Regions from separate parts of the Homo sapiens genome. Here region 1 is linked to region 2. A link is a loop called in an ENCODE intact Hi-C map of the cell type or tissue named here. Cell type or tissue: PC-3. All regions are shown on one strand. Links, peaks and the distances in the headings refer to the core of each region. The heading gives the core; the rest is flanking DNA.

Region 1 (15,634 bases), core at 3,224-11,223, 430 kb before region 2:
GTTAGGAAATAAAAAGTATATAAATATTAGATGCCTAGAAATGCAAGTCACTTTAAAGATTTTATGTGAAATAGAAAAAAAAGAGAGGAGAGGGACTCATTGTCTTGTAATGGGTCCTTCCCAGAGAGAGGTGACTGTCCAGTGGCACCGGGCCCTTTTCCTCCTTCCCCTTTTACTCTTATCAACTAGGACAGAAACTAAGAATTTTGGCTTCAAGTGGCTAAAAGACTGATGGGGGAAAAAAGAAAATAGAAAAAAATAACAGAGAGACTGACGCTCTAGGCAGTTACAAGTCCAAGAAAAAAGACAGAAACTTTTAACTTTAAGTATTGAGCCAAAACCAGGTCTAGCAAACATAATGCTGGCCCTAGATTATTTATTAATTTATGAAGAAACTTCTAGATATGGGGGTGACAAAAGGAAATTAAATCCATTATATATGCATATATTTTAATGTAAATATATAATAGATAAATTATGTATACATAATATAGAACCAAATTGAAACAGTTTTACAATTTGGTTTGACTGGAAATTCAAAATCCATATATTAATTTTTGTAGTAAAAGTTTATGTAAAAAAAGACAAAAAGGACACTGATTGGCTTTTGTTCCTCTACAATATAGGTTCTAACTTAACTTCTAACATTAGCGGCCGGACGCGGTGGCTCACGCCCGTAATCCCAGCACTTTAGGAGGCCGAAGTGGGCAGATCACCTGAGGTCAAGAGTTCGAGATCAGCCTGGCCAACATGGTGAAACCCCATCTCTACTAAAAGTACAGAAATTAACCGGGCGTGATGCTGGGTGCCTGTAATCCCAGCTACTCAGGAGGCTGAGGCAGGACAATTGCTTGAACCTGGGAGGTGGAGGTTGCAGTGAGCCGAGATTGTGCTACTGCACTCCAGCTGCACGAATTGACAAAATTTATGGACTTCATAGTGGGATTCAAATTATAGTTATACATAGGGATCTCATTAAATTTACTTACTCTACTCCCATAATCTTGAGAAGCTAACTAAAATTTTGAAAAATGAGTAGACCTCACTTTATCTGTAGCGTCGCCTAAATTTCCCAGTCATACAGTCATTGCTCTAAAATATTCTATGTTGGACATAGATTCTGTGACACAATTAATAACAAATTAAAATTAAAGTAAGCTTTTGGCACTTACAAATTGGCTTGATCAAATGAGGCCCCTTAGTCCCCCAGTTAAGATAATTTATTACGGCCCAATAGAAGTTGAAACAGCACCTTCAAGGATTAAAATTTATTATATAAAACCGAATTAATAAAAGCGTGATTATCGACACCACATCTCCATTTAGCAACCCAAAAGTTCTTCCTGTTCCCAAATCTGAAAAAAAAAAAATTCGTAAAAATGCCTTACGATGGATGACTACAGCAGACGGGCTGTTGAGGGCTGCCTCAGCTCTTCAGCCCAGACCAGTGACAGAGCTACCAACACTGCTTCACCTCCTGCAGAGGTAGAGGTACAGGCAATGAGAGGAGGGGGTCAGGGATATTTTTTAGCCCTTTCTCATCCTACCCTCATGCCAGTCCCAGCTTTATCTACCCTTGAGTCATATTAAGCCATTCAAGGATGAGTGGATGAAGTTTTTAATCAGGAAAAAATACTTCCATGCCCCCCAATTTGAGAGTAAGAAATAGAAAATGAGGCTATTGTGGGTGTCATTTCTAATTTCTGGACCTCAGCCTGTACCCTGGGGTAAGTGGAAGTGGAAAAAAACTACAAGAAAACAGAAAGAGTGGTGGGGATTTGTAAGGCTTGGATGAGATAGTATATATTAAAGGGAAAACTTAATTACTTTACCCTTAAGTGTAATGTTTGCTGTCACCTTTTTGTATCTTTCTCTTTTTAATCAGACTGTTGAAGGTGTCTTCTATTCTTACTTTTTAAGAGTTCTCTTCTTCTATTGCTTAAATTATGAATGGATGTTAAATGTTTTCAAATGTAATATCTGCCAATATTAACATGATTATTTTTATTCTTTCATTTACATCGTTACAGATTATTTTATTGTATACAACTGTATACAAACTTCATATGGTTCCTTTCATATAATAAGAATGTAAGCTGTCTGAGGGCAGGAATTGTGGTCTGTATTGCTTACAGATGAATCCTCACCCTCTATGTGTAAAATAGTGTCTGACATGTGGTAGGCACTCAATAAATACTGAATTAATGAATCAATAAATAGTGTCACCTAGATATTTAAGTGAGAAACATTTGATGTCTAATTAAAATTATCTCTGTTACAAATTATTTTATTAAATTAAATTAATTTAACTAAAATTAAAATAACGTGAACCAAGTCATGTCTAGTAAATTCTCATCCTCATGTGCGCAATATTTATAAATTCCCAGGTGGCTTCCATTTTCATGAACACCTTAAATTTTGAGTTTCCACTTCAATACAGTACTCTCACTAACAACTGCCTAATGACTTTGTATTTAAATAAATAAACTCATAACTCAGCCCTTTACCTTGCTTTCTCCACAAAAACACTCAGAAATTGTCAATTTTGTATTGTGTAACATACTTTCCTGATGCACTGGCAAAAGACACCACTCAACATGAATACCAAGGAATCCTGTTATCAATGTCCTCTCTCACTCCACTGCTTTACTCATTCTTCTCGTCTTCTCTAGAGTTCTGTGCATTTCCAAGGCAGAGCAGTTTGACCATTTCATTCACACTTTTGACTCCTATAAATGCTTTCAATTTCCAAAAAAAAAAAAAAAATGTATATTCTTTAATGCCCAACTAAGTTGTGGCCATAGAAAATGAGGAACAATGAAAAAAATGCAAGACAGAAAGTCAGGAGCCACGAAGGACAGCGTGAGACCTCTAGATAGGAGAGCCAGGGCTTCCAGATGGGCTAATTAATAGACTCCCTCTACTGCCAGGACAGGGGATTCTTACCTTTCCTTCCCACTGGCCTTGGTTAATTGCAGTAGAACAGTGTCCGCTACATCTCCCTTTTTTCTTTTCCTCATTAGGAGTTTCCATTGTGGATTCCCAATTCTCATTGCATCGTGGTATATTGGGGCTTTGAAGCTAAGTATTCTTTTAAGTTATGGGACACTTATCACAAAGAAACTTCAACATAAAACGTTGGGGATCTCATCCTTGGGAAGGATGGCTCTACTTCTTCTATTTGGAAGAAGAGTGTAAAGGGATCTTGAGTACCTGAAGGCATAATTCTGGCCAAGACTGACAGCTGCCTAACCAACATTAATCACCCTTCTTCACTGCAGTGAATGCTTATAAGGGTCTGTTGCCTCGGCATCCAGTCTAAATACAAGCTTAATTTTCTCATACGAGGCTCAGGGCTCAGTCACCCTTGACACAGTTTCCAGTTCTACACCACAGTCACGAGTACAAGAAAAAAAAAAGAGGAACTTTAAATTTAAGTACTGGGCAGAATCCAGATCTAGGAAACGTAATCCTAGCCCTGGAATACTTACTGATTTATGAACAAACTTCTAATGGGAGGGTGATAAAAAGGAAATTAAATACATCATATGTATATATGTATATAATATTTTAATGTAAACATAGGACAAATAGGTGAATTATGTACATTTAATATATAACCGCATCAAAACAAAGTTTTACAATTTGATTTGATTGGGAATTCAAAATTCATATATTAATTTTTATACCAAAAAAATTATGTAACAAAAGGATAAAAAGGCACTGATTTGGTTTTGTGCCTTTACAACATAGGTACTAACTTAACTTCAACAACAGCAAAAATGCTCAAATTGACAAAAATTTATGGACTTTACATTGGGGCTCAAATTATAGTTATATATGAGGATCTATCGAGCACCCGATTCTGTGGCTGTTCGGGGCGCCACTATGTAACCTGCCATGATCCCTGGTGGACTGAACAAAGGGGGGTGAATGCAGGAATAAAAGACAAGAGACAAAAGAGTATATTTGGAAGAAGGGGTCCGGGGGCACCTTGCCTCTAGTGGACAAGGCCCTGAGCTTTACACGGCCCTCTGTATTTATTAGAGAAAAGCGATAGTGAGAAGGGGGGTGGAAGAAGAGGTCAGTTGGTTGGTCCAGAGTAGGCTTGCAAGACTGCATTCTCTAGATGTTCCAGTAGATAACTTCAAAGAGCTTGGCGTCAGGAAGCGATTGCCCTCAGCAAACCTTCTGGCGGCAGGCACAGTCGTGAGTTTGCTCACATCCTGTATTCATGATAAACAGTTTGCTGTTTGATCATATAGCCTCCAGTGGAATGCTGAGTTGGTCACGTCCCATGGGCCTTCGGCTCCCTGCATATCCCCCTGTTTATGAATTAATTGAAAGAATGTAAGACCAGGCTGGGCAGCTCTCATTCTCCGATTGGCGGTCCATCCGATTTTACAGACTATAAACAGAAGACAGAGACAAAACAACATTACTCCAAGAACTACATATAAGATGTTACTGTGGTACTTTAGATAGGTCCAAGGGTTGAGGCTCTCCAGGCCTTCCTGGAATTCAGTCCAGTCTTCTAAAGAAGGCTGAAATTCTTGAGTGTGCCTATTTAAATCAAGAATTTTGTTTTGTAATTCACTAATATCAAAGGTGATGTTGGATGTGAAAGCTCCTTGCAAATGGGCTTTCACAAGGTCCCACGGATACTCACTTTTGTTATATTCTAAGTTGGTTACACAAATACGAGTGTGATTAAAATGACAGCGCAATTGCCGCTGCAACTGCAAGCTTTATACTTGTTCCCCTAACCACAGAACCATGGATTTCAACATTGCCACTTCAGTTTGTAACTCAGTGTTAATTTTATTCTGAAGTAGCCTCGCTTGGTTGGCTGTACGTGTCCAATTCTCTACGTACTGAGCCGTTTGAACAGAACTATGCAAAGTTACAGAGGACATCACAACAGAAGTTATTAGTGTGACCAAGGAAACGATAGCAAAAATTATCATGCCTAAGGCTCTACGGGCACAATAAGTAACCTGAAGTAGAAGAAGTTTCACAAAATGCAAAGCAGGTGTGGCAGCCCAAGCCTCGGACAGATTAACAGGAATCCCTAGCCCAGGGATGCAACCTAAAATCATCAAAGTCGAGATATTATGTGTTCGCAATGTGCTATGATTAATGCAGTGATATAACTGGCAAGATTTACAGGTCAACTGGGTATTGTTTACCTGGAGCTGGTCCTTCTGAGCTGCCAAAAAGACATAAGGATTAAAAACACAAACCACAAATTGAGTGGTGATATTCTTTACAAATGTAACATTAAGACTGTGTCGTGACTCCAGTCGGCCTTCTCTCCATCTTTGCACTCAGGCTCAGCTGACTCATGGCTCGTACCGGAGGGACTGGGCCCATGGTTGGCCACCCCATGTTTCTCCAGTCTCCCATTCCAGGGTTGCAAGCACCTTGAGGGCACCCACATGGCTTGTCAATCTCCTGTAAACACACAAGCATACCCTCTTCCCCATGTCAGTAAATCCACCGGGCCTTTCCATTGTCCTTCTTCTGGGGATTTCCATAACACTTTCAGATAAACTTTCCTCTTTTCCTCTAACACTTGCCAATGTCTTTCTGCTGGAGTCTTACCATCCGTACCAGGAGTCAAAAATTTTAAAGTAAATAAGGCTAAATGTAGTTTTGATTGAGGTGGTAGTTGGCCTCCTATACCCCCTTTTTGTCTTTTCAACATTCGTTGTAATGTTTGATGTGCCCATTCTATAATGCCTTGTCCTCTAGGATTATAAGGAATTCCTGTTTTATGGGTTATAGCCCAAAGCTGTAGGAAATTTTGAAAAGCATGACTAGTATAAGCAGGTCCATTGTCAATTTTTAATTGTTTAGGTATTCCCATATGAGCAAATGATGACAGACAATGTCGCTGTACATGACCAGCTGTCTCACCTGTTTGGCATGTACCATGCAGCATATGAGAATAAGTGAAACAAATTAAGCAGTTCTGGGTCTAGCGTACTTTTAACTGTAGCAGTTTCTATGCGAATGGCTAAATTTACAACATAAGCTGAACAAGAAGAATCTCCTTGCAGGGTTTGGTAAAGATGTGTAAGTTGATAGGTAGCAATACCTAACATCGGGCGTAGCCAATTAATATCTCCTAATAATTGCTGAAAATCATTTAAAGTCTGTAACCTGTCTTTATGGTTGACAATGTTGATTGTAGCCTGCCACGATCCCTGATGGACTGAACAAAGGGGACGAGCGTGGGAATAAAAGACAAGAGATAAAAGAGTATATTTGGAAGAAGCGGTCAGGGGGCAGCTTGCCTCTAGTGGACAATGGCCCTGAGCTTTACACAGCCCTCCGTATTTATCAGGCAAAAGAGATAGCAGGAAGTGGGGGGGGTGGTTGCTGGCTAGCAGCCTGATTCACAGCAGGCTTGCAAGACTGCATTCTTAAAACAGTAGGCGCTAGATTTCTCAATAGATAACTCTCAATAGATAACTTCAAGGAGCCAGGGAGTGAGGCCCTCCACAAACCTTTTGGTGGCAGCGCAGTGTGAGTTTGCCACATCCTGCATTCATGATAAACAGTTTGCTGTTTGATCATATAGCCTCCAGTGGAATGCTGAGTTGGTCACGTCCCATGGGCCTTCGGGTCCCTGCAGTTGATAGGATCTGAAGCTGTGAGCTGTAAAACCTCACAGCTGACTGCAACTAGCTCTGAGCATTGACCTGAAACCCCAGAGATCCTTATTGTTTGAGTATGTTTTAGTCCATAGATGGCAGCATGACCTTTGGAAGAGCCATCAGTAAAATAAGTCTGTCCACCTGGAATAGGTTTGTGATGAGTAATCACAGGAAGAATGAAAGAATGGATTTTATAAAACTGTAAAATTTTGTCTGAGAGTAGTGGTTATCTATCACGCCCATGAAGTCTGCGAAAGCAGTTTGCCAGGCAGTCGACATTTCCCAAGCTGCAGCTTGTTGCTGAGAGTCTAAAGGAACAATAATTTTGTCAGGATCATATCCTGTAAGCATTTGTGACCTATGCCTGCCCATAGTCACAATTTGTGTAATTAAAGAAAGATAAACTTGCAAGGTTTTGACTGTTTGATTAGATAGAAAGAACCATTCTATTACTGTTACAGACTAGTCTATAAACTGGCCCAAAAGTCCTGTTGGAGAGTAGGGGGTAGGAAGAATAAACAAAAGCAAAGGTTTTTGTGGTTGTAGCCATGAGGCATGTCTCTGCTGTAACATTTGCTCTACAAGCTGTAATTTGGCTTCTGCCTCTTTAGTTAGTTGCTGCAGGGAATTTAAAGAATCTCCGTGCAGGGTTTGGTAAATATGTGTAAGTTGATAGGTAGCAATACCTAACATCGGTCATGGCCAATTAATATCTCCTAATAACTGCTGAAAATCATTTAAAGTCTATAACCTGTCTTTATGGAGAACTACTTTCTGAGTCCATACACTTCTCTCTGTAACAATAGTTCCTAAGTATTGGTATGGGGAAGTTGTTTGTACCTTTTCTAGAGCTATTTTGAGATTCCATTTAGTCAAAGCCTGCTTTGTTTCTCTGAATAACTGATGTAGGTTTTGATCTGTAGGAGCAGCCAAAAGAATATCATCCATATAATGAATGATGTAAGCAGTAGGAAACATATTCCGAGGCTTCTTTAATGCCTGTCCTACAAAATGCTGACATAGCGTAAGACTGTTAAGCATGCCTTGGGGTAAAACTCTCCATTGATAATGAGAAACAGGTTCTCTTTGATTAATAGAAGGCACAGAGAATGCAAATCAAGGCTTATCCTTCTCGTGTAAGGGTGTAGTAAAGAAACAATCCTTAAGATCTATTACTACAAGAGGCCAGTCTCTTGGAATAGCCGCTGGAGATGGTGAAAGTTTTTGTAAGGCACCCATCAGTTTTATGTGTACATGAATAGCTCTTAAATCATGTAGTAGTCGCCATCTTCCGGACTTTTTTGGAAAAACAAACACTGGAGAATTCCAAGCTTATGTGTCCGGCATCCCATTGTTCTTTTACTAGCTGCTGAAGTTGCATCAGGTTCTCCTGAGATAGGGGCCATTGATCCACCCACACGGGTTTGTCACTGAGCCATTCTAATAGTGAGGCAGTGGGCAGAGGAGAAATATCAATGACCCTCGTCAGAAATCCTGACGTCCTAGCCCTTTTCTATCTGTTTTTCCAGTTACTGATATTGGGTTAGGATTTCCTTGAAGAAATTTTCCTAAACATTTTCCCCTCTGATATCTCATGTTCTTCAACATTTTAAATCCTGGGTTATCAAAGTTTTCATTTGTAAGTCTCATATTCCATGTTATAAGTAAGTCTCAACCCCATAAATTGATAGCTATATTTTCAACATAAGACTGAAAAGTACATGACTGTCCATCTGGACCAAGACAAGGTAAAATCTCAGTGCTCTGTTGAACACTTTGAGCTGTTCCTACTCCCACTAGGGATGTAGAAGTTAATTGCAAGGGCCAGGATGGGGGCCAACTGTCTTTAGATATGACTGACACATCAGCTCCCGTATCCATAAGCCCATAAAATTTCTTTCCTTTAATGTGTACTACACAGGTAGGTCTATTAGAGGCTATGGGTTGGGATAGATAGATTTCTCATGTAGTTGTGCTCCCAACCTCTTTATTTTCTCATTTCTCCTTTCATGGAGAAGGGTGTGATTTGCAGGGAATAAGCAATAATTGAGCAGTATATTGTCCCAGCTCAAAACCCAAAGATCTTGTGACATTAAAACTACTTGAATTTCTCCTTCATAATCAGAGTCAACAACTTCTGGGACTACAGTAATGCCCTGTAAGTTAAGGCAGATTTTGCCTAAAATTAGTTTCACATATCCTGCTGATAAAGGTCCCCAAATATCAGTGGGAACTTTGATGGGTTTGTCTGCCCCAACTAACATTACCCATTCTTTGACTGGGAGATCTAATCCTGCACTCCTTGTGTTCCTGGGGTGAGGGAATCAATGTGCCTCTGGGAACCCATGCCTGGAACGGGGTTGAGGTCTGGACTGGGAATGCCCTCATTGTTTGTGGGGCCTGGGTCCAGGCCCCCATCTCATTTCCCAGCAGGGGGGTGCCATTCTGATGAAATTTTGAGCGGCACTGATTAGCCCAGTTATTTCCTCTGTTACGCAAGGACAAAGTCCTGGCATTTTTTCCACTGGGTGGGGCACTGCATTGTAAGGTCCTTTCTGTACTGAGATCTGGCGGCATTCCTTTTTAAAATGTCCAGGTTTTTCACAATTATAACATTTTCCCACTTTAGGGTTTGACCCTTGGCTCCTTTTAGATTTGTCAACTGCTAAATTAGCCACTGCTTGCGCTAATATTGCAAAGTGATGAAGCTCAGTTCCTACATCTTGACAAGCTCTGAGAAAACTTCCCAAGTTTTTTATACACCTCACCAGTGCCAGTGCATGTTTACAATCCGCGTTTGCATCCTCAAAAGCTAGAGTTAAGGTTAGCATTTCTGCAGCCGTGGTATGAGGAATCTGACGCTTCACTGCCTCTTGTGATCTTGTAAGAAATTGCACATAGGGTTCCTGTGACCCTTGCATATGTAAAAAGGATTGTACTGGGACTCCCTCTTCAGGAATTGCGGCCCAGGTGCATTTAACAGCCTGTGCACACTGCTGATAAGCAGCGTCTGGGAGTGCCATTTGACTTTCCAGGTCTGAATAAGGGCCATTACCTAATAGCATATCCTCTGTAATGTCTCCGTGTCCAGCAACATGGTTCTGTTTAGCCTGGTCTGCACACATTTCTTGCCAATTTAAATTCCATGTCAGATATGCACTAGTGGACAAGCAAGTTCGCATCAAGTGTCTCACATCAAAGGGTAAAAAACGCATAGCACCAAACACAGATTCTAGCAATCCTAAGGTCAACCGGCTCTGTATGCCATTATTTACCACTCTCGCTTTTAATTCCTTCAACAACTTACTCTAGTGGGGTGTGTTCATGAATAACCTGCTGTGGATTGTTGGGATCAGGCCTTATGGAAATAGGAAAAGTGCAAGGTCCTAGGGGCTCTCCAGCTATGGCAGCAGAGCATAAAATTCTTTGTATTGGGGTCTCTAGTTCTGCTACCAAAGGAGGCAATACAGATGTTTCTGCAACTGGAGGAGGCTGTATAGGCCAATTTTTATCCTCCCTCTCCTGTTTTTTATTTTCATCTGGAGCTGTGAGTGGGACAACAGATTCTTTCAGATTTTTAGATTCAGCCTGTTGTCCCACAGAATAATAAGGAGATAATGGCAGAAGTACAGTATGAACTAAACTCCAAGTGGAGAAAACAGAAGGATCAATTTTAAGACCTTTTTGATGAGCCCATTTTAATCCTTCTGCTCTGTCCCAATTTTCCACATCAAGGGTGCTGCCTGTGGAAACCATGGGTTATGTGTAATAACCTCCTGCAGCAGCTAAGTTAATGTCTGAGAACTAACCTGAGCACCAGTTTGTTTCAACAGAACTCTAAGCAACTGCACATAATTATTTTTTTCAGTAGACGAATTCTGCCCCATGTTACCGTGATTCAGAAAACTTCCCATTCCCAGTACTTCTTTAAGGAACTGATCCCAGTACCTCTTTAGGCGCTGACCTCATGTGCGCTGCCAGCTGACTCATCCCAGGGTCCCCATTTGCGTTGTCAATTTCAGTTCCTCTATTCCAGGAGATCTTCTTCATTCACATCCTCATAGTCCCGTGTTCAGACTGTCGCCTGTTTGAGTGCCACTTGTAGAGCCCCTGATTCTGTCGCTGTTCGGGGCACCACTATGTAACGTGCCATGATCCCTGGTGGACTGAACAAAGGGGGATGAACACGGGAATAAAAGACAAGAGACAAAAGAGTATCTCTGGAAGAAGGAGTTAGGGGGCACCTTGCCTCTAGTGGACAAGGAGCTCGGCACCAGGAGGCGACTCGCCCTCAGCAAACCCTCTGGCAGTGGGAGTAGTCGTGAGTTTGCCCACATCCTGCATTCATGATAAACAGTTTGCTGTTTGATCATATAGCCTCCAGTGGAATGATGAGTTGGTCATATCCCATGGGGTCTTCGGCTCCCTGCAAGGATCCCACTAAATGTACTCACTTTGCCCATATTGTCTTGAGAAGGCAACTACATATAAAATTTTGAAAAATGAGTATACCTCGCTTTAACTACAGCCTTGCCTAAATTACCCATAGTCATACCTATTGTTCTAAAATAGCCTATGTTGGAGGTAGGTTGCTCTAAAACAGAATATGTTGGAGGTAGACATAATAAATAATACATTAAAATTAAAGTAAATTGTTTGCACTTAGAGATTGGCTTGATAAAATGGGATCACTTAGTCCCCCAGTTAAGATAGTTAATATGGCCCAACGTAGGGTGAAATAATGGCCTTCAATAATTAAAATTTGTTAAACAAAACGTGATTAATAAAAGGGTGACTATCCACATTGCATCTCCACTTAACAGCCCAAAGTGCTTCTTGTTCCCATATCTGAAAATAAAAAATATCACAAAGAATGTCTTATGATGGATGACTACAGCACTAAGGCTGTAGTCCCATCTATCAGGGCCCCCATATCTAACATCTAATATTATTAAAAATTGCTAATACTATTCAATCAAGAACTGGTAAACATTTTGCTCTCATTCATTTGGCTAGCATGTTCTGTTAAGTGCTTATTTCTACAGACCCTCAGCTACAGTTGCCTCCACCTCTGAAGAAACACAATACACCTTTCCAGGCTACCTAGGGGTACCCTCATAGCTTTGGCATCACACACAAGCTTTGCAGACAGGAGCTTAATGACATCCACAGTCTCCATAAGCACAGGTGCAGCATTACATTGAGGACAACCTCCTCTAAGAAGATTCACTTGATACACACATTACAGTCATTTAATTCGTCTCTTAGTCCATTCAAGGTACTATAACAAAATTTATTATGCTGGATAATTTGTAAACAACATAAATTTAGGCCAGACGTGGGGGCTCATGCCTGTAATCTCAGCATTTTGAGAGTCTGAGGTGGGTGAATCACCTGAGGTTACAAGTTTGAGACCAGCCTGGCCAACATGGTGAAACTCTGTCTCTACCCAAAAATACAAAAATTAGCAGGCATGGTGGTGAACCTGTAGTTCTAGCTACTGGGGAGGCTGAGGTAAGGGAATTGGTTGAACCCTGGAGATGGAGGTTGCAATGGGCCGAGATCACGCCACTGCACTCCAGCATGGGTGACAGAGTGATGCTCTGTCTCAACACACACACACACACACACACACACACACACACACACACACCCCATAAATTTATTGATCACAGTTCTGGGGGCTGTAAAGTCCAAGATCAAGGTGCTAGCAGATGCAGTATCTGGTGAGGGCCATTACTCACAGACAGTGCTTTCTATGAGTCCTCACATGGTAAAAGGGAAAGACAAGTGCCTATAGGACTCTTATAAGGCACTCATCCTACCTATGAGGGCAGAACAATCATAATTGAAAACCTCCACCTTTTAATACCATCACCTTGGTATGAGCAACCTCATTTATATTTTTATTTTTATTTTTATTTTTGGCCCAGGGAATGATCTAAGGATGTCATGTTTCAGTGGTGAAAGATAAGGACAGGTCCTGAAGAGACTCTGAAGGAGTCTTTATAAAGGAGGATGGGATGTTTTCCTTTTTTTTGAGACAGAGTCTCACTCTGTCACCTAGGCTGGAGTGCAGTGGCGTGATCTCGGCTCACTGCAAGCTCCACCTCCCGGGTTCACGCCATTTTCCCACCTCAGCCTCCCGAATATCTGGGACTAGAGGTGCCTGCCACCACGCCCAGCTAATTTTGCTTTTGTATTTTTAGTAGAGATGGGTTTTCACTGTGTTAGCCAGGATGGACTCGATCTCCTGACCTCGTGATCCACCCACCTCGGCCTCCCAAAGTGCTGGGATTACAGGCATAAGCCACCGCAGCTGGCCGATGTTTTCCTCCTTTATAAAATGAGACAGGCATGTGAATGAAGCCAGTTTTTTTGTTTATCTTCATCCTTCTGGCTCTGGAGGGCCCGTTGATGTGATGTCCAGAACAGTGGCAGCCATTCTGTGGTCACTTTCAAGAAGCCCCTGGAAGAAAGCCAATAGGATGGTGAAGCAAAGGGCTTAAATGAAAACCAATTTTTATTTAGACTCAGATTCTATCTCCTTGCAAAACTTTTTGTAATAGTAAATTCCTTCTTGGTTTATGTGCTTCATATGTTTACTATACTTTATCACTGAAAACATCCTTTGGTATAGTGATTCGGGGAGAAAAGAAAAAATAGTTGACTCCTGTTTTCTGCGTCTCCACTTGTCTTCATGGTTGTGTTGTTTCAGCCGGAGGACAATGTCCTGATGTTGCTTAAAATCTCAGAAAGGGCCCATCTCCTCCGATTTAGACCTTTAACTCTTCTCAGATTAAGATATTTGAACTAAATTTGTTGTAATTTTGTCTATTAACTAATCCTTAGAGCTGCGTTGCAGGTCCCACAAATTATCTCCCTCTGGAGCAGAAGGTTAAGGGGTTAATCTTGGTAATGATATTGGATAACGGGTACTCTCTCATGCATCTGCCTCACCTCTCAAGGTTTTTGTTTTTTGTTTGTTTTGTTTTTTTGTTTTGAGACAGAGTCCAGCTCTGTCACCCAGGATGAAGTGCAGTGGTGTGATCTCGGCTCACTGCAACCTCCATCTGCTGGGTTCAAGTGATTCTCCTGCCGCAGTCTCCTGAGCAGCTGGGACTACAGGCATGTGCCATTCTGCTGGGCTAATTTTTGTATTTTTAGTAAAGATGGGTTTTCGCCATGTTGGCCAGGCTGGTCTTGAACTCCTGACTCGGGTGATCTGCCCACCTCGGCCTCCCAAAGTGCAGGGATTACAGGCATGAGCCACTGCACTCGGCCTAAAAACCACTTTTTTTGTTTGTTTGGTTTGGTTTGAGACACAGTCTCACTCTGTCCCACAGGCTGGAGTGCAGTGGCGCCATCTCAGCTCACTGCAACCTCCACCTCCTGGGTTCAAGAGATTCTCCTGCCCCAGCCTCCAAAGTAGCTGGGACTACAGCCGCCTGCCACCACGTCTGGCTAATTTTCGTATTTTTAGTAGAGGCGGGGTTTCACCTTGTTGCCCAGGCTGGTCCTGAACTCCCGACCTCAAATGATCCGCCCACCTCGGCCTCCCAAATTGCTGGGATTGCAGGCGCGAGCCACCTTTTATCACATCTCATTTTATGTTAGTGAGGTTATTTAGGGCGAGGTCCCTTGATAGGCTCAGGTTAGGGCTGACCACCACAAAAATCAAGTGACTAGAGGGTTGGAGCTTTCAGCCCCACCCATTGACTTTCAGGAAGGGGAAGTGGGGACTGGAGATTGAGCTCTATAAAAAAATGTTGGCTGGGTGCAGTGGCTCATGCCTGTAATCCCAGCACTCTCGAAGGCCGAGGTGGGTGGATCTCAAAGTCAGGAATTCGAGACCAGCCTGGCCAACATGATGAAACTCTATCTCTACTGAAAATACAAAAATTAGCCAGGCATGGTGATGTGCGCCTGTAGCCCCAGCTACTCAGGAGACTGAGGCAGGAGAATTGCTTGAACTGCTTGAACCTGGGAGGTGGAGGTTGCAGTGAGCCAAGATCCCGCCACTGCACTCCAGCCTGAGGGACAGGGTGAGACTCTGTCTAAAAAAAAAAAAGGTAGACACCAGGCACGGTGGCTCACACTTGTCATCCCAGCACTTTGTGAGGCCAAGGTGGGCAGATCGCTTTAAGCCCAGGAGTTTGAAACCAGTCTAGGATACATGGCGAAACCCTGTTTGTACAAAAAATTAGTCAGGCGTGGTATCTCACGCCTGTAGTCCCCACTACTTAGGAGGCTGAGGCTGGAGAATCCCTTGAGCCCAGGGAAGTGGAGGTTACAGTGAGCAGCGATCATGCCACTAGACTCCAGCCTGGGTGATAGAATGAGACCCTGTCTCAAAAAAAAAAGAAAAAAGAAAAAAGAAAAAGAAGAAGAAAAAGAAAAGAAAAGAAATTAGCCAGGCATGGTTCCAGGTACCTACAGTCCCAGCAACTCAGGAGGCTGAGGTGGGAGGATCACTTGAGCCCAGGAGTTTGAGGCTGCAGTGAGCTGTGACTGCACCACTACACCCCAGACTGGGGAAGAGAGTGAGATCCTATTAAAAAAAAAAAAAAAACCCTTGAGAAATGAGATTAGATGAGCTTCTTGAGTTGGTGAACACAAAGAGGTGCCGGAAGGCTGAGTGCCTGAAGAGAGAGCATGGAAGCTCCATGTACCACCTCAACCTCTCCCTTGCTATATACTTGCCCTATGCATCTATTTTGACTGTTTTTGAGCTGTATTCTTTTCTCCTTTTTTTTGAGACAGAATCTCACTCTATTGCCCAGGCTTGGAGTACAGTGGCATGATCTCGGCTGACTACAACCTCTTCTTCCTGGGTTCAAATGATTCTCGTGCCTCAGCCTCCTCAGTAGCTGGAATTACTGGCATGTGCCACTACACCCGGTTAATTTTTGTGTTTTTAGTAGAGACAAGGTTTTGCCACATTGGCCAGACTGGTCTCCAAATCCTGGCCT
Region 2 (15,634 bases), core at 4,683-12,682:
GACCCCTTCCTTCCACTGCATTGACCCAGACATCTGGATGTGGATGAGGTCGAGTCACTTGTTGCCTTTGGCTAATGCATAGGGGCACGAGTAGAGCTCTAGAATCACCATGCCCTTGACTCAGGGTGCAGAATCTGCCTATGGTGCTTGAGCTGTGGTTGTCGCTAGAGGAGAATTACCATGGCTCCCCCGGGCAGATGAAGATGACGAGGTGGTGCCTCAGCCCCGAGGAGTGAACTGCAGGGCACCGACAAGATTCTGCCTGTGGCCATCAGGGCTGGAGGGAAGGAGGCCAGGTTCATCTACCCAAGCTGGTGGCATGAGGCATAAATTTAAAAAAATTGGTGTGGGCACAGTGGCTCGCACCTGTAATCCCAGCGCTTTGGGAGGCCGAGGTGGGCGGATCACCTGAGGCCGGGAGTTCGAGACCATCCTGACCAATTCAGTGAAACCCTGTCTTTACTAAAAATATGAAAAAATTAGCTGGGCGTGGTGGAGGGCGCCTGTAATCCCAGCTACTCAGGAGGCTGAGGCGGGAGGATTGCTTGAACCTGGGAGGCAGAGGTTGCAGTGAGCCTAGATTGGGCCATTGCACTCCAGCCAGGGTGACAGAGCAAGACCCCATATGAAAAAAAATAATAATTCAGGAACTTGTCAAAAAGAGAAAATCCAATAAAGATTTAGTGCCAGGCCTTGACTCCAGCAGGCCTTCCCCGCTCTCTCGATGTCTTGCCATACAGAGCTGCAAGGTGGTGGGGGGTTACAGGCTTTGTAGGGCTGGATTTTTCCCAGTCGGCCTCCAGGAAGGGTAAGAGACTAGTAGCTCGAAGTTTGGGTTGGCTGATTGGGTCCTTCCCAGACTTCGGAGGAGGGAAGGGAAACCTGAGGCCCCAACTCTTCATGGGGAATCACTGCTCTCTGTCCCCAAGAGCACATGCCTTTCCTGACAGAAGCTGAGTAGCGGGAATCTGCTTCCACCCACCCCTTAGCTTGGGCTTAGGCTCAGTCCCCACCCTGCTGTTCCTGTACCCTGTGCATATTCTAGAGCAGTAGGGAGAATGGGCCTTCCCTGATGCTGAAAATAAGAATGAGGGGCTAGAACTCCAATCTCACTCTCTAGGCAAATGGCAGATGTTTATTATTCATGAATACTGTTGAGTTAATTCAGGTCTGTGTTCCTTTGCTGTTACTCCTCTTTTTTCGTATATTTTGTACAGATACTAAGCTTTTATTTTATTTTATTTTTTGAGACGGAGTTTTGCTCTTGTTGCCCAGGCTGGAGTGCACTGGCACTCCACCTCCCAGGTTCAAGCGATTCTCCTGCCTCAGCCTCACAAGTAGCTGGGATTACAGGCATGCGCCACCACGCCCGCCTAATTTTCTATTTTTAGTAGAGACGGGGTTTCTCCGTGTTGGTCATGCTGGTCTCAAACTCCCGACCTCAGATCATCCGCCCGCCTCAGCCTCCCAAAATGCTGGGATTACAGGGGTGAGCCACCGCACCCAGCCATTTTTGTTTACTTTTTGAGATGGAGTCTCGCTCTGTTGCCCAGGCTGGAGGGCAGTGGTGCAATCTCCACTCACTGTAACCTCCACCTCCTGGGTTGAAGCGATTCTCCTGCCTCAGCCTCCTGAGTAGCTGTTACTCTTAACATGGATAAAAATACTTTAAAAATTTTTCTTTTTTGGGAAACTAAAAGATATGCGATTCTCAATTGATTATTCAGTCTGTGGCCTTCTACTGAAGGAGCATACAGAATCTCACCTCCAGGAGCATGGAGCTCTCTTGGATAGGATCCTGCTTTCTGAGGCCAGAGCTTACTCTCCTATGTGATCAGAGGCTTTCACAGCATCCGCAGTGGTCTCCAGATCAGCCCTATCATGGAGGCTTGGTCCAGAGATCTTCATATGAAAAGGGAAATAATAAGTGTCTGGGAGACACTTCTGCAGGGATCCTGCCCTGTCTCAATAATCTCCCCCATGGCCACAGAAATACCCTGGGATTTTCCCAGGAGCTAGCCGACACACACAGATAGATTATGAACTTCAGATAGAAGCCCCAGCCTAGCCCTCACTCTGATACCTGTCATCCCCAAACTGCTCTGAAGTGCTTATGTGCTGGTATCTCCCAAGAGTCTGCATGTCAGTGTGTCTGTGCTAGTGTAATTTATTTAGAAAAGTGCAAAGGCAAAGGGCAGGATCAACAGGCAAAGGGCAGGATCCTGGAGGCTGGATCTAGGGTCCTCTTACCTGATTTATGTCACTGATTTTCCCAAATATTGATAAAAATGAATTGATCTCTAGGTGGCAGAGAAACAGGAGGAACCCTAGACTACATAGTAAGTAGAAAATAATGCTGCATGTCATTTAGATTGAGCTCAGCCCTGAGTCATGAAGTCTTCAGAACAAAGGAATAGTTCTCCCTTATCTGATGCTCACTGTGGCCTTGGGCAGCCTGGCATCGAGAATTCTCAGCATGTTCACTCTTGAGTTCTGTGCCTGCATCACACAGCAATGGAACAGTCCCAAAAGATTCTTAAGGGTGGGGAAAGGCACTAAGAAAAGATGAACCTGCAGTCCCTGTTATACCATCTGGTCTAATTGATACTACTGTTGTCAAGCAAAAGGAGCTCTCTCCCTGAGGCACTGGAAGCCAATATTTTGACACCAGGTTTTTGAGAAAGAAAAGTTTTTTATTGTAAGTTGACTCACAAGATGAGTCAAGCTCAAATCTGTCTCCCTGTGCTGGTTTTAAGGCAGTAATTTAATTATAAAACGTTTAGGAGGTGGATTCTGGGGTTCTCAGGTGATAGGTAGAAGGAAAGGAGAGGTCTGGAAAGTCTTCAGGCATGCACAGTTCTCTTCATGTCTCCTCATGCATCATGCGCACATTTAGTGGGAGTTTGAAACATGGTGAGGAAATTCAGGCTGTGACATCAGCATGCTTGGTCTGTGCAAACTCCATTTGGCCATATTGGTTTCAACCAATTTTGGCCAGTTTTGTAGAGGGAGTTTGAGCATTTCAGAAAGTTATTTCTTATCTGCTGTTCTGTAAATTCATAATCTTTGTTAGTTACTGGTTTATTTAACTCTTTGGGCATGGGTTCACTACCACCTGTGCTGACCCCACTTGATCTTTTGGGCCTCCTTACTTCCCACCTTCATTCTCTCATCATACTTTATATACACTAATAACTCCCCTGCTATTCTGTATGTAACCCAAATATCAGCTGTACTGCCTCATCTCTTAGATATCTATGTATACTCTGACCTAATCAAAACCAGAAATTGTGGAGTGTGAAATGAGAAAAGCAATAGAGAGGTAACAACAGTATTGAACAAGAAGAAGGAAGAATTTGTGAACTTGAAGATAAGTTATTTGAAAATACATGCTCAGAGGAGAAGAAAGAAAAAAGAATATAAAAAAATAAAGTCATCAGGATGTACAGGACAGCATCAAAAGAGCCAAGTTCACATTACAGGATTTCAAGAAAGAAAGGAGAAAGAAGGCTATAGAAAGCTTATTTAAAGAAATAGTAGCCAAAAATGTCTATACCTGGGAAAAGAGATAAATGTCTAGGTGTAGGAAGCTTAAAGGTCTCCAATTAGTTTTAATTCAAATAAAACTTCAGCAAGACGTGTTGTAATAAACTGTCAAAAATCAAAGACAAAAGCACAGGGGTTTTTGTTTTTTGTTGTTTTGAGCCAGAGTCTTGCTCTGTTACCCAGACTGGAGTGCAGTGGCACCATCTTGGCTCATTGCAACCTTTGCCTCCTGGGTTCAAGCGAGTCTCGTGCCTCAGGCTCCCAAGTAGCTGGGACTACAGGTGTGCACCACCGCACCTGGCCAATTTTTATATTTTTTAGTAGAGACAGGGTTTCACCATGTTGGCCAGGCTGGTCTTGAACTCCTAGCCTCAAGTGATCTGCCTGCCTTGGCCTCCCAAAGTGCTGGGATTACAGGCATGAGCCACCGCACTCGGCCCAAAGACAGAGTTTTAAAGGCACAAAAGAAGAGAGACTCATCATTTACAATGGAACTCTATAAAGCTATCAGCAGACTTCTCAGTAAAAACTCTTAGAGGCCAGGAGGACAGTAGGTTGATATTATTACATTACAGCAGAAAAAAACCCTGGAAGCTAAGAATAATTTACTTAGCAATCTGTCCTTTACAAATGAAGGACGTTGTATAAGGACTTTCCCATACAAACAAAAGCTAAGCAAGTATATCACTTCTAGGCCTGTCTTACGAAAACGATAAAGGGAGTTTTTTTTTAATATGAAAAAAAGGACATTAAGTAGTAACGTGGAAACGTGAAAGGATAGAACTCTCTGATAAAAGTAAATGCAGAATCAAATTTCAGGATACTCTAACACTGTAATGGAAGTATGATAATCACTTATATATTGAGTATAAAGTCTAAAAGGCAAAACTGTTAAACATAATAGGCATATTAACTTGTTTAGGGATATACAATATAAAAGAAGTCTAACATCAAAAATATAAAATGTGGGTGGAAGAATAAAAGTGTAGTGTTTTCTATGTGATAGAAGTTAACTTTATCAGGTTAAAATAGCCATTTATAAGTAAAATATGTTATATGCAAGACTCATGCTAATCATGAAGCAAAAAACCTATAGTAAGTATTCAAAAGATAAAAAGCAAGAAACCTAAACATACCAGTTCATAAATGCATCTAATAACAAAGACAGCAAGTGAGTAGGAAGAAACAAAGAATCTAGAAAACAATGAGGAAATAATAAAATGAAGAGTAAGGTTTTTTTTGTTTTTTTTTTTTGATACAGAGTTTCACTCTGTCACCCAGGCTGGAGTGCAGTGGTGCAATCTCAGCTCACTGTAACCTCCACTTCCCCAGTTCAAGCAATTCTGCCTCAGCCTCCTGAGTAGCTGGGACTACAGGTGCCTGCCACCACACCCAGCTAATTTTTTTGTATTTTTAGTAGAGACGGTGTTTCACCATATTGGCCAGGCTGGTCTCGAACTCCTGACCTTGTGATCTGCCTGCCTTGGCCTCCCAAAGTGATGAGATTACAGGCATGAGCCACTGCGCCCCGCCAGGAGTAAGTTCTTAACTATCAATAATTACCTTGAATGAGGCCAGGCGCTGTGGCTCAAGCCTGTAATCTGAGCACTTTGGGAGGCCAAGGCGGGTGGATCACCTGAGGTCAGGAGTTCGAGATGAGCCTGGCCAACATGGTGAGACCCTGTCTCTACTAAAAATAAAAAAAATTAGCTGGGCATGGTGGCGGGCACTTGTAATCCCAGCTACTTGGGAGGGTGAGGCAGCATAATCGCTTGAACCCAGGAGGCGGAGGTTGCAAGAGCAAAACTCCATCAAATAAATAAATACCTTGAATGTAAATGGATTAAGTTATTTAAAGACACAGAATATCATAATAATTTTTTAAAAGACCCAAGTATATGCTGTGAGAAGAGACTAACTTAACCATTAAGAACACAGAAAGTGAAGAACTAGAAAAAGATATTCTATGCAAATAGAAACCAAAACAGAGTAGAGGTTGAATAAACATTAAGGAAAAACTATAATAGTACAAAAATTGTCATTATACAATGATAAAGAGGTGAATTCATCCAGAGGATATAAGAATTGTAAATGTAGATATGTGCACCATCAGAGAACCTTAATATATAAAGCAAATATTAATCTGAAGGGAGAGACAGATTGCAATACAATACTAGTAGGGAGCTTAAATATCTTACTTTCCATAGTGGACAGATCATTCAGACAGAAAATCAATAAGGAATCGTTGGATGCAAACTGCACTTTAGACCAAATGTACCCTAACAGACATACACAGAACATTCCATGAAACAGTAGTAGAGTATCATTCTTCTCAGGCATATGGAACATTCTCCGGACAGATCATATAGATAAGACAAAGCAAATCTTATCAAATTTAATTGAAATTATATCAAGTATTAGTTCCTACTACAATGGGACAAAATTAGAAATCAATAACGGGGAATTTCAAGATGGAGGGATATGGGAAAATTAAACCACATGCTCCCAAACAATGGGTCAAAAAAGAAATCACAAGAGAGATTTTAAAGTATCTTGAGACAAACAGAAATAGAAACACAACATACTAAATCTTGTGGAAAGCAGCAAGAGCAGTTCTAAGGGGGAAGATCAGAGCAATAAATGCCTACAACAACAACAAAGGTCTCTGAAACCTAACATTACACCCTAAGGAACTAGAAAAAGACAAGCAAACTAAACTCAAAGTCAGTAAAAAGAAGGAAGTAATAAAGATCCAGTGTAATCAGAAAAAAATGAGAGAGCAGAAAAACACAATTGAGAAGATCCTTGAAACTAAGTTTGCTTTTCTGAAAAGATAAATCACAAACCTTTAGCCAAACAAACCAAGAAAAAAGAAGAGTCAATCAGACATGGAAGATGAGACATTACACTTAATACCACAGAAATACAAAAGGTCATAAGACAACATTATCCACAACTATATGCCCACAAGTTAGACAATCTAAAAGAAGTAGAGAAATTCCTAGAAAGATAAAACCTGCTAAGACTGAATCATGAGGAAATAGAAAGTATCTTTCATTAATGCAGAATTGAGGAAAACAAATTAGGCCAGGTGCCAGTGGCTCACCCCTGTAATCCCACCACCTTGGGAGGCTGAGGCAGGCAGATCACTTGAGGTGAGGAGTTTTGAGACCAACCTGGCCAACATGGCGAAACCGTGTCTTTACTAAAAATACAAAAATTAGCTGGGTGTGGTGGTGCATGCTTGTAATCCCAGCTACTTGAGAGGCTGAGGCACAAGAATCACTTTAACCGGGGAGGTGGAGGTTGCAGTGAGCCTAGATCGCACCACTGTACTTCAGCTTGGGCAACAGAGGGAGACTTTTATCTCAAATAAATAAAATTAAGAAAAACGAAAACGAATTAAAAATCTGAACTGACCAAGAATGAGAAACGAGATTCAATCAGTAATAAAACACTTGCATCAAAGTAAAGCCCAGGACATGATGTGTTCTTTGCAGCATTCTACCAAACATTAAGAAAAGAGTAATGCCAATCATTCTCAAATTCCTTCAAAATATTTAAGAGTAGAAAACATTTCCATTCTCTTTTTTGAGGCCAGCATTACCCTGATGCCAAAGCTACACACAAGGATAATACAAGAAAAAGCTACAGGTCAACATTCCCTATGAACTTAGATACAAAAATCCTCAACAGAATACTAGCAAAAAAAAAAAAAAAAAATTGGCCTGCACGGTGGCTTCATGCCTGTAATCCCAGCATTTTGGGAGGCTGAAGTGGGTGGATTACCTGAAGTCAGGAGTTCGAGACCAGCCTGGCCAACATGGTGAAACCGTGTCTCTACTAAAAATACAAAAATTAGCTGGGCATGGTGGCAGGTGCCTGTATTCCCAGCTACTCAGGAGGCTGAGGCAGGAGAATCACTTGAACCCAGGAGGTGAAGCCTGGGTGGCAGAGTGAGACTCCATCTCAAAAAAAAAAAAAAAAGCAACACATTAAAGGATTATTTACCATAATGAAGTGGTAGGTTATCCCTGGATGAAGGATGGGTCAACCTATGCAAATCGGTGAATGTGATGCACCACATACAAAGAATGAAAACATAATCCATATGAGCATCTCAACAGATTCACTGAATGCATTGGACAAAATTCAACATTCTTCCATGATAAAAACTCTCATCAAATTAGGTATAGAAGGAATGTACCTCAGCACAACAAACGCCACATATGACCAACCCACAGCTAATACTATGCCCAAAGATGAACAGTTGAAAGCCTTGCCTCTATGATCAGGAACAAGACAAGGAAGCACACTCTCACCACTTATATTTAACATAGTGGTGAACGTTCTTGCCAGAGCAATCAGGCAAGAAAAAGTAATATAAAGCATTCAAATAAAAAAGAAAAGTGAAATTATGCTTGTTTAGTAATGATCTTATACACAGAAAACTCAAGACTAAACAAAAATACTGTTAGAAATAATGTGATAATAAATGAACTTTAAAAAGTTTGAAGATAAGAAATTGGTGAGCAAAATTAGTTGCATTTTTATATACTAACAATTAACTCTCTGCAAAAGAAATCAAAACAATCTTTTTTCAATAACCAGCAAAACAATAAAATACATAGAAGTGATTTTGTCTGAAGAGGTGAATAACCTGTAAACAGAAAATTATAAAATGTTGATAAAACACTGAAGAATATACAAAAAAAATGAAAAGATATGTCGTGGTTGGGAATTGGAAGCATTAATAGTGTTAAAATGTCCGTACTAACCAAAGCAATCTGCAGATTCAGTGCAACCCCTATCAAAATTCTAATGGCATTATTCACAGTAATAGAAAAAACAATCTTGAAATTCATATGAAACCCAAAACCCCCCAAATTTTCCAAAGTAATCTTGGGTAAAGGAAACAAAGCTGGAGGTATAACACTACCTGATTTCAACATCTACTATGAAGCTATACTAATCAAAACATATGACACTGGCATGAAAACAGACAGATGGACCAATGGGATGGAATAGAGAGCTCAGCAATAAGCCCATGCATTCATGGTCAGCTGACTTCAACAATAGTGCCAAGAACACATGATGTGGAAGGATGCATTTGGATATCTACATAGAAAAACAATAAAATTGGGGTTTTCTAATCCGATTTTTATTCAAATATTGCCTCAAAATGCGTTAACAACTTAAACATAAGGTCTGAAACTATAAAACTACTAGAATAATTCATAGGAGAAGAGCTACATCATATTTGTCCAAGCAATGATTTTTGGATATGACCCCAAAAGCACAGTCAATGAAAGCAAAAATAGACAATTGGGATTATATCCAAAACTTCTGTACAGCAAAAAGTTGGGGTGCTGGTGGTGAAGAAATTTTGATTAATTAGTACAACGATATGGTTAGAATGAATAAGCTCTACTGTTAGCACAGTAGAGATTATTGTTAACAATAATTTATTGTACATTTCAAAATAGCTAAGAGACGATCTAAAATGTTCTCAACGCAAAGAAATGATAAGCATTTAATGTGATGGGTATCCTAAATTCCCTGATTAGTTCATTTTTTGCTTCAGTAAATGGGATCTTGCTCTGCCACCCAGTGGCGATCATGGCTCACTGCAGCCTTGAACTCGGCTCAAGGGATTTTTTCCACCTCAGCCTCCTGAAGTGCTCAGATTACAGGCATAAGCCACTTTGCTCAGCCAAAAGGGGCCAAAGGGTGGATCACTGAAAGGTGTTATGTGAAAAATTTTGTGCTGCTACCCAAATCTAAATGTTGAAGTGCCCCGAATCTCCAGTACCTTAGAATGTGTTTTGAGATAGAACCCTTTAAGGGCGATTAAATTAAAATGAGGGTGTTAGAGTGGGGTCCAATCAATCTGACTGATGTTCTTATAGAAAGGGAAAATATGGACACAGAGAGAGACACCAGAGTGTCGTGCACATAAAGACTTTGAGGACACTTCATAATGGCGACCATCTGCATGCCAAGGAGAAAACAGCAAGCCTGCCTTCACCTCAATCTTGAACTTCCAGTCTCCACAACACTAAGAAAATTAATATCTGTTGTTTGTGCTACCTAGTCAATGGCATTTTGTTATGGCAGCCTGAGCAGATTAACACACAAGGCAAGAATCTGCCTTTTCTTTCTTTCTTTCTTTCTTTTTTTTTTTTTTTGAGACAGACTCTCGCTGTGTCACCCAGGCTGGAGTACAGTGGCACAATCTCGGCTCACTGCAACCTCTGCCTCCTGGGTTCAAGTGATTGTCCTGCGTCAGCCTCCCGAGTAGCTGGGATTACAGGCACCCGCCACCACACCTGGCTATTTGTATTTTTAATAGAGACAGGGCTTTGCCATGTTGCTGAGGCTGGTCTCGAACCCCTGACCTCAAGTGATCCACCTGCCTCAGCCTCCTGAAGTCCTGGGATTACAGGTGTGAGCCAATGCACCCAGCAGAATCTCCCATTTCAATGCTGACACCTCTATGAGTTTCTAATAATCTCTCCTCATGAGTTCCAGGTTGCCAGTCTCTGAGGATGTCAGTTCTTACAGCTTGAGCCTCTCAGAAAGGAGAGGTTTCACAGGGAGGTATAAAGAAAGCAGAATCTGGGCGTACATCTCCCATTATTATTGTTTGCCCATTTTCAGGAATTAAAGGATAACAAAGTCACCAAGGGGTCTTCTCCATTAGAGGGAAACTGCTGAGATGTAGTGTGAAGAGTACTGATTGGTTTTAGACGCAGAACTTCCTGTTGCTGTCTTTGGACAAATCGTTAACTTTTCTAAGTCTGAATCCTCCAGTGATATAGCAGTTGCCAGCATTCCTCGCAGGGATATTGTGAGTCTCACAGGGCATTCTGCACGTGAAAGGAGGTGGTAAATATAAATCACTGCACATGTGTGAGGCTTCATATTATAGTCATAGATGTTTTGGATCTTGCTTCCTGATTTCTGATGCTCACAGAATCTAAAATTACAGGATTTAACCAAAGAGGGCATTTTTCTCAACCTTCTGTAAAATCCCTTTGTTCTTAATTTTCACCACATCAGAAGCAGACTTCTATCTTCTAGCTCTGACATTATTCAGTGCATGGGTCTTAATTTAGAAAAGTAACTGAGTGATGACACAGAGAGGCCAATGGGATTTTTAAAGGAAAGGCAGGGCAGAGCAGGGTGCACAGTTCAGGATTGGCCAGATTGAGGCATTCCTGAGGGCCTTGGGGAAAGGGGCTGTTCCTAGTTGTCTGGTACCTGGCTTTGTGTTGACTTAGGAGAGCAGAATATTGGCTTGGTGTGTGAGAGTTTGACATGGAGAGGGTTGGGGCATGGGCTCTGGGTGGGTAAATTTTAATAGGAAAGGCTGGCTCCAGGAAACCCACTTCTACATCTAAGAATGTGCTAGCCCCAAGATGGGCAGTCTCTACCCAGTCAGGGAAGACACAGTCACAGCACCAAAGAACACAGAAAATAAGGAAATATAATAAATATAATTGGCCCTGTGATGGACAGGTGCCAAACAGACAAATACAGAATCTAAAGAAATGGAATTAAAACAGAGTTTGTCACAAAAAGAAAGAGAAATCCTGGGGATTTTTTTTCAAAACAACTTCACTTCTAGTCTTTTTTTTTTTTTTTTTTTAGATGAAGTCTTGCTCTTGTTCCCCAGGCTGGAGTGCAATGGTGTGATCTCGGTTCACTGCAACCTCCGCCTCCCGGGTTCAAGCGATTCTCCTGCCTCAGCCTCCCGATTACAGGTGCCTGCCACCATGCCCAGCTAATTTTTGTATTTTTAGGAGAGACGGGGTTTCACCACTTTGGCCAGGCTGGTCTTGAACTCCTGACCTCAGGTGATCTGCCCGCCTCGGCCTCCCAAAGTGCTGGGATTACAGGCGTGAGCCACCACACCCAGCCCACTTCTATTTTTTAAATTTCTATTTCTAAACTAGTCTTTGCAATTTCAGTCTCCAGTGAAGTCTCGGGTTGACATTACAGGAAGAGGGGGAGAACCTATAGGGAAGAGAAGGGTCTCAGAGGTGGCTATTTGGATGTAGGACTCATAACTGCCTCTGTTCAAGGTAGGAGAAAATGCTGTAGTGGGTTTCTTCCTCTATTGACTCTCCTCTATCTTAGCAGTGCTTGTGGAAACCCTAGTTTCTTCCTTGGGATTCAGCCAATGAATGTCTTACTAGCTTGAGTTTCAGCGACTCTAGAGTTCATGTAGAAAGCTCTAATACTACATGAATTTAGATATTGTCTGAGGATAAAACTGATTTGCCTTTTTTGCAGGGCAATTTTCAGTTATTCTTTTGTTCCTGGGTTGAAGAAACTGATGCATATGTGTCTTGGAGTTTAACTTTTTTTTTTTTTTGAGACAGAGTCTCACTCTGTTGCCGGGCACAGTGGCTCACCCTGTAATCCCAGCACTTTGGGAGGCTGAGGCAGGCGGATCACGAGGTCAGGAGTTCAAGACCAGCTTGGCCAACATAGTGAAAACCCGTCTCTACTAAAAATACAAAAATTAGCCAGGCATGGTGGCGCATGCCTGTAGTCCCAGCTACTGGGGAGGCTGAGGCAGGAGAATTGCTTGAACCCGGGAGGTGGAGGTTGTGGTGAGATGAGATCGTGCCACTGCACTCCAGCCTGGGCAACAGAGCGAGACTCCATATCAAAACAAACAAACAAACAACAAAAACCATAATCATAAAGATATATTCACAAAAAATTCTTATGGAATATAGGAGCCAAATATGAAATAATTTATGCTGATTTCATTTATATCAAGTAGCAAACAGACAAATGTGATTTAATCTCTTAAATACTGGAATAAATGTAAACCAGTATCTTGACAGCAACACTTCTACAAATAGTTCCAACAGAACGACAGCCTTGAGGATAGTGACTTAGCACAGAGGAACTTCTGGTGAACTGGCAGTATTGTTTCCTCATCCATGTGCTGCATAAAGAGTTATGTTCTTTTGTGAAATTCCAGGGAACTGTGATTTATAACCTATAATAAGTCTTTGACTTAATCAAAATACATATCACTGGAAGCCATTATCCTCAGCAAACTAACACAGGAACAGAAAACCAAACACCACATGTTCTCAGTTATAAATGGGAGCTGAACAATGAGAACACATGGACACAGGGAGAGGAACAACACACACTGGAACCTGTCGAAGAGGTGGAGGGGAGGTAGAGCATCAGGATAAATAGCTAATGCATGCAGGGCTTAATACCTAGGTGATGGGTTGATAGGTGCAACGAACAACCACGGCACACATTTGCCTATGTAACAAACCTGCACATCCAGCACATTTATCCTGGAACTTAAAATTTAATTTTAAAAAAACTATTAAAAAAATAAAAAATAATAATACATATCACCGAAAAGAGTTAAAAGAAGTTCAGGGTGGGGATATTGGTGCTAAGAATGTGTGTGAGCTTCCACTTGTGTCTGTACCAGATAAAATTTATGAAGACGCAGGCACAGGTTAACAGCCACAGCAAGAAACATAAGAGAATAATACCAATGCTATATATGCTGATTCTTTGATTTTTGTCCTGAATACAGAAGAAAACTATCCTATCTTGTTTTGTTTGTAATGTTTCTGCTGCTGTTTGGCAATCACACGCATAGGGTAAAACCATATTTATCAGCATATTCAAGGTCCAGTAGAGGAAAATAGAAAGCTCCATATACTTAGGATAGTTTATGTTAAATTCTATACATCTGGAGTTCCTGGGGCTCATCATGATGGCTTGAAACACTGCAGGCACAGGTGGTGCCAACGGTCACACCCTACCAACTCTGTGAGGATAGCAAATCAGAATCCAAAATCATGAAGGAAATTATTCAATATAAAATCTGACATTGATTTGGTGCTGCATACAGAGGTGTGTCTTGGGGATACCCTTAAACAGAATGCGTAAGAAGTGGCTATAATCAGGTGCTTCCAATTCAAATCTGTGGTCCTCAACCTGCATCCTGTTAAGTAAAAGAAGACATAATAGTAAAGAAGACAGAAACTCTTCAGGATTCCAACAAAATTCTACGACAAGTAGATCATTCCTATTGCCAACTCCCTGGAGGCCATTCTGCGAGTTCCCAGTGACTGATATTCATCTTTAGAGCCAGAAGATCCTGCAGAGAACATGAAGTGTAGGTGAGGTGATATTATCCATTAATAATATCAATGGAAAAACCCGTATTCTACTGAGAAACATTTAAAGTTTTGTTTTGCAAAGAGGCTTTCTAGGGTTGAATGTATAACATTTAAAGAGCACTTACGATATGGGAATCACTGCTGTAATGTGATATGTATACCTTCTTTGATTTTTGTAACTGTATGATGGATTCACTGGCATACTTTTCCTTGTAGAGACAAAAGGAACTTAAGATACAGAGAGGTGCAGTGATTTGTGGAAATTCACAAGCTGCTTAGGAGCTGAGAGGAGACTTGCACCTGACTAGGGTGTCTGCAAAGGTGATTGCTAAGGCCTGTGCTATCCTAACAGACCATTCAGCTGTGTTTTCAAAAAATCTGGACCTAGTTAGTTTTGTTTGTTTACCATGCCATTTTATTTTCCATCTCTGGTATTTTATTTTATAATTTTGTTCAAAACAAGTTTCCATTCCTGTGTAAAGAATTACTGCATAAGTCAATATCCAATGTCAGTAACCTTTGAAATCCCAATACACTGTTGGTGCACTATTTAGAGTATAATCCTGAAGGAAACTTCCCCTGGTACAAGTTGGATTTACTGAATGCAAGAATGGCTCAATATTACTTTGGTAGCAGAAAAACTCATTAACTCATCCAATAGGAGGAGAAAATACTACAGCATTTATCAATGAAATTATTGAAGTATATTACTCTGTTTCTAGACTGTTAAACATGAAATACTAACAGGTAATAAAACAATATAGATAGAAACTCAATTATTGGTAATTTTTGATCAGTCAGAAATCAATATGTTAATGTACAAGTTATGTGAAACTATTAGCAGGGTAGTGTAATTTGTAAAATACATTAAAACAGAAGAAATATCTGCAAAATGGAATCTGGAGAACACAAAATCTTGAGCATTATGGATGTTGAAATCATAGTAAAGTGAACTTTTACAACTCAATAGCAAAAAATAACTCCTAAAACAAGAAAGTAATAGATCAATTTTAAAATGGGTTAAAGGCTTGAATAGCATTACTCCAAAGAAGACATTCAAATGCCCAACAGGTGTATAAAAACATGCTCCATGTCATTGATTCTGCAGAAAATACAAGTCGAAACCAGAGTGAAGCATCACTTCACACCTCTTATAATTACTATTAGCAAAAACCCAAAACAGCAAGTGTGGCAAAGAGGCAGAGAAATTGTAACTCTTATACGCTGTGGCTGAAAATGCAAAATGGTGCTGTCTATATGGAAAATGATACAGATGTTCCTCAGAAAAATTAAAATGAAGCCAGATGTGGTGCACGCCTGCAGACCTGCAGTTACTCAGGGAAACTCTGTCTCTAAAATAAAATAAAATAATAAAATAAAATAGTGACAATTACCATATGATCCAGCCTTCCCACTTCTGAGTATATAGCAAAATAACTGAAATCAGGACCTCAGAGATATCAGAACTTCCATGGTCATTGCAGCACCGCTCACAATAGCTTGGATGTGGAAACGACCTAACTATCCATTGAATGATGAATGGACGAAAAAAATGGGATGTGTGAATATACAGTGGAACATTATTCAGCCTTTAGAAAGAAGGAAATTCTGCAAGAGATGACGACATGGATAAATCTTAAGGACGTTATGCTAAGTAAGTAAGGCGGTCAGTGAAGGACAAATACTGCATGATTCACTTGTGTGTGTAATCTGAAATAGCCTCATAGAATGAGAGAGTAGGATAGGCCGGGCACCGTGGCTCATGCCTGTAATCCCAGCACTTTGGGAGGTCGAGGTCGGTGGATCACCTGAGGTCAGGAGTTCGAAACCAGCCTGGCCAACGTGATGGAACCCTGTCTCTACTAAAAAAAGTGCAAAAATTAGCCAGGCATGGTGGCATACATCTGTAA

What was found. Peaks named below come from ENCODE experiments on the same cell type or tissue, not always from the same donor. Only the 100,000 strongest peaks of a DNase experiment are listed, where the experiment ranks them.
Region 1: it touches region 2 in a loop (20-fold over the local background); 6 of 110 quality-filtered maps call a loop at or near these places.

What each region holds. Positions count from the first base shown.
Region 1 is chr19:51,800,847-51,816,480 of GRCh38, forward strand. The region is part of intron 1 of FPR3 (formyl peptide receptor 3); the gene reads left to right. It also overlaps a transcript of ZNF577 not described here. Among named protein-coding and RNA genes, the nearest start is that of FPR3, 14 kb to the left of the region's middle. In PC-3, for the core only: CTCF peaks have their summits at 6,749, 7,942 and 9,584; DNase peaks (open chromatin) are centred at 4,165, 6,605, 7,965, 9,575 and 2 weaker places; H3K4me3 peaks cover 947 bases; H3K27ac peaks cover 4,154 bases.
Region 2 is chr19:52,228,817-52,244,450 of GRCh38, forward strand. It overlaps LOC105372449 (a long non-coding RNA gene), which reads left to right and starts at 2,611. Exons shown (of 3, transcript XR_001753993.2): 1 at 2,611-2,698. PPP2R1A (protein phosphatase 2 scaffold subunit Aalpha) reads left to right here. Exons shown (of 15, transcript NM_014225.6): 15 at 1-702. It also overlaps the pseudogene VN1R99P. In PC-3, for the core only: a CTCF peak has its summit at 9,162 (motif pointing left); a DNase peak (open chromatin) is centred at 9,175.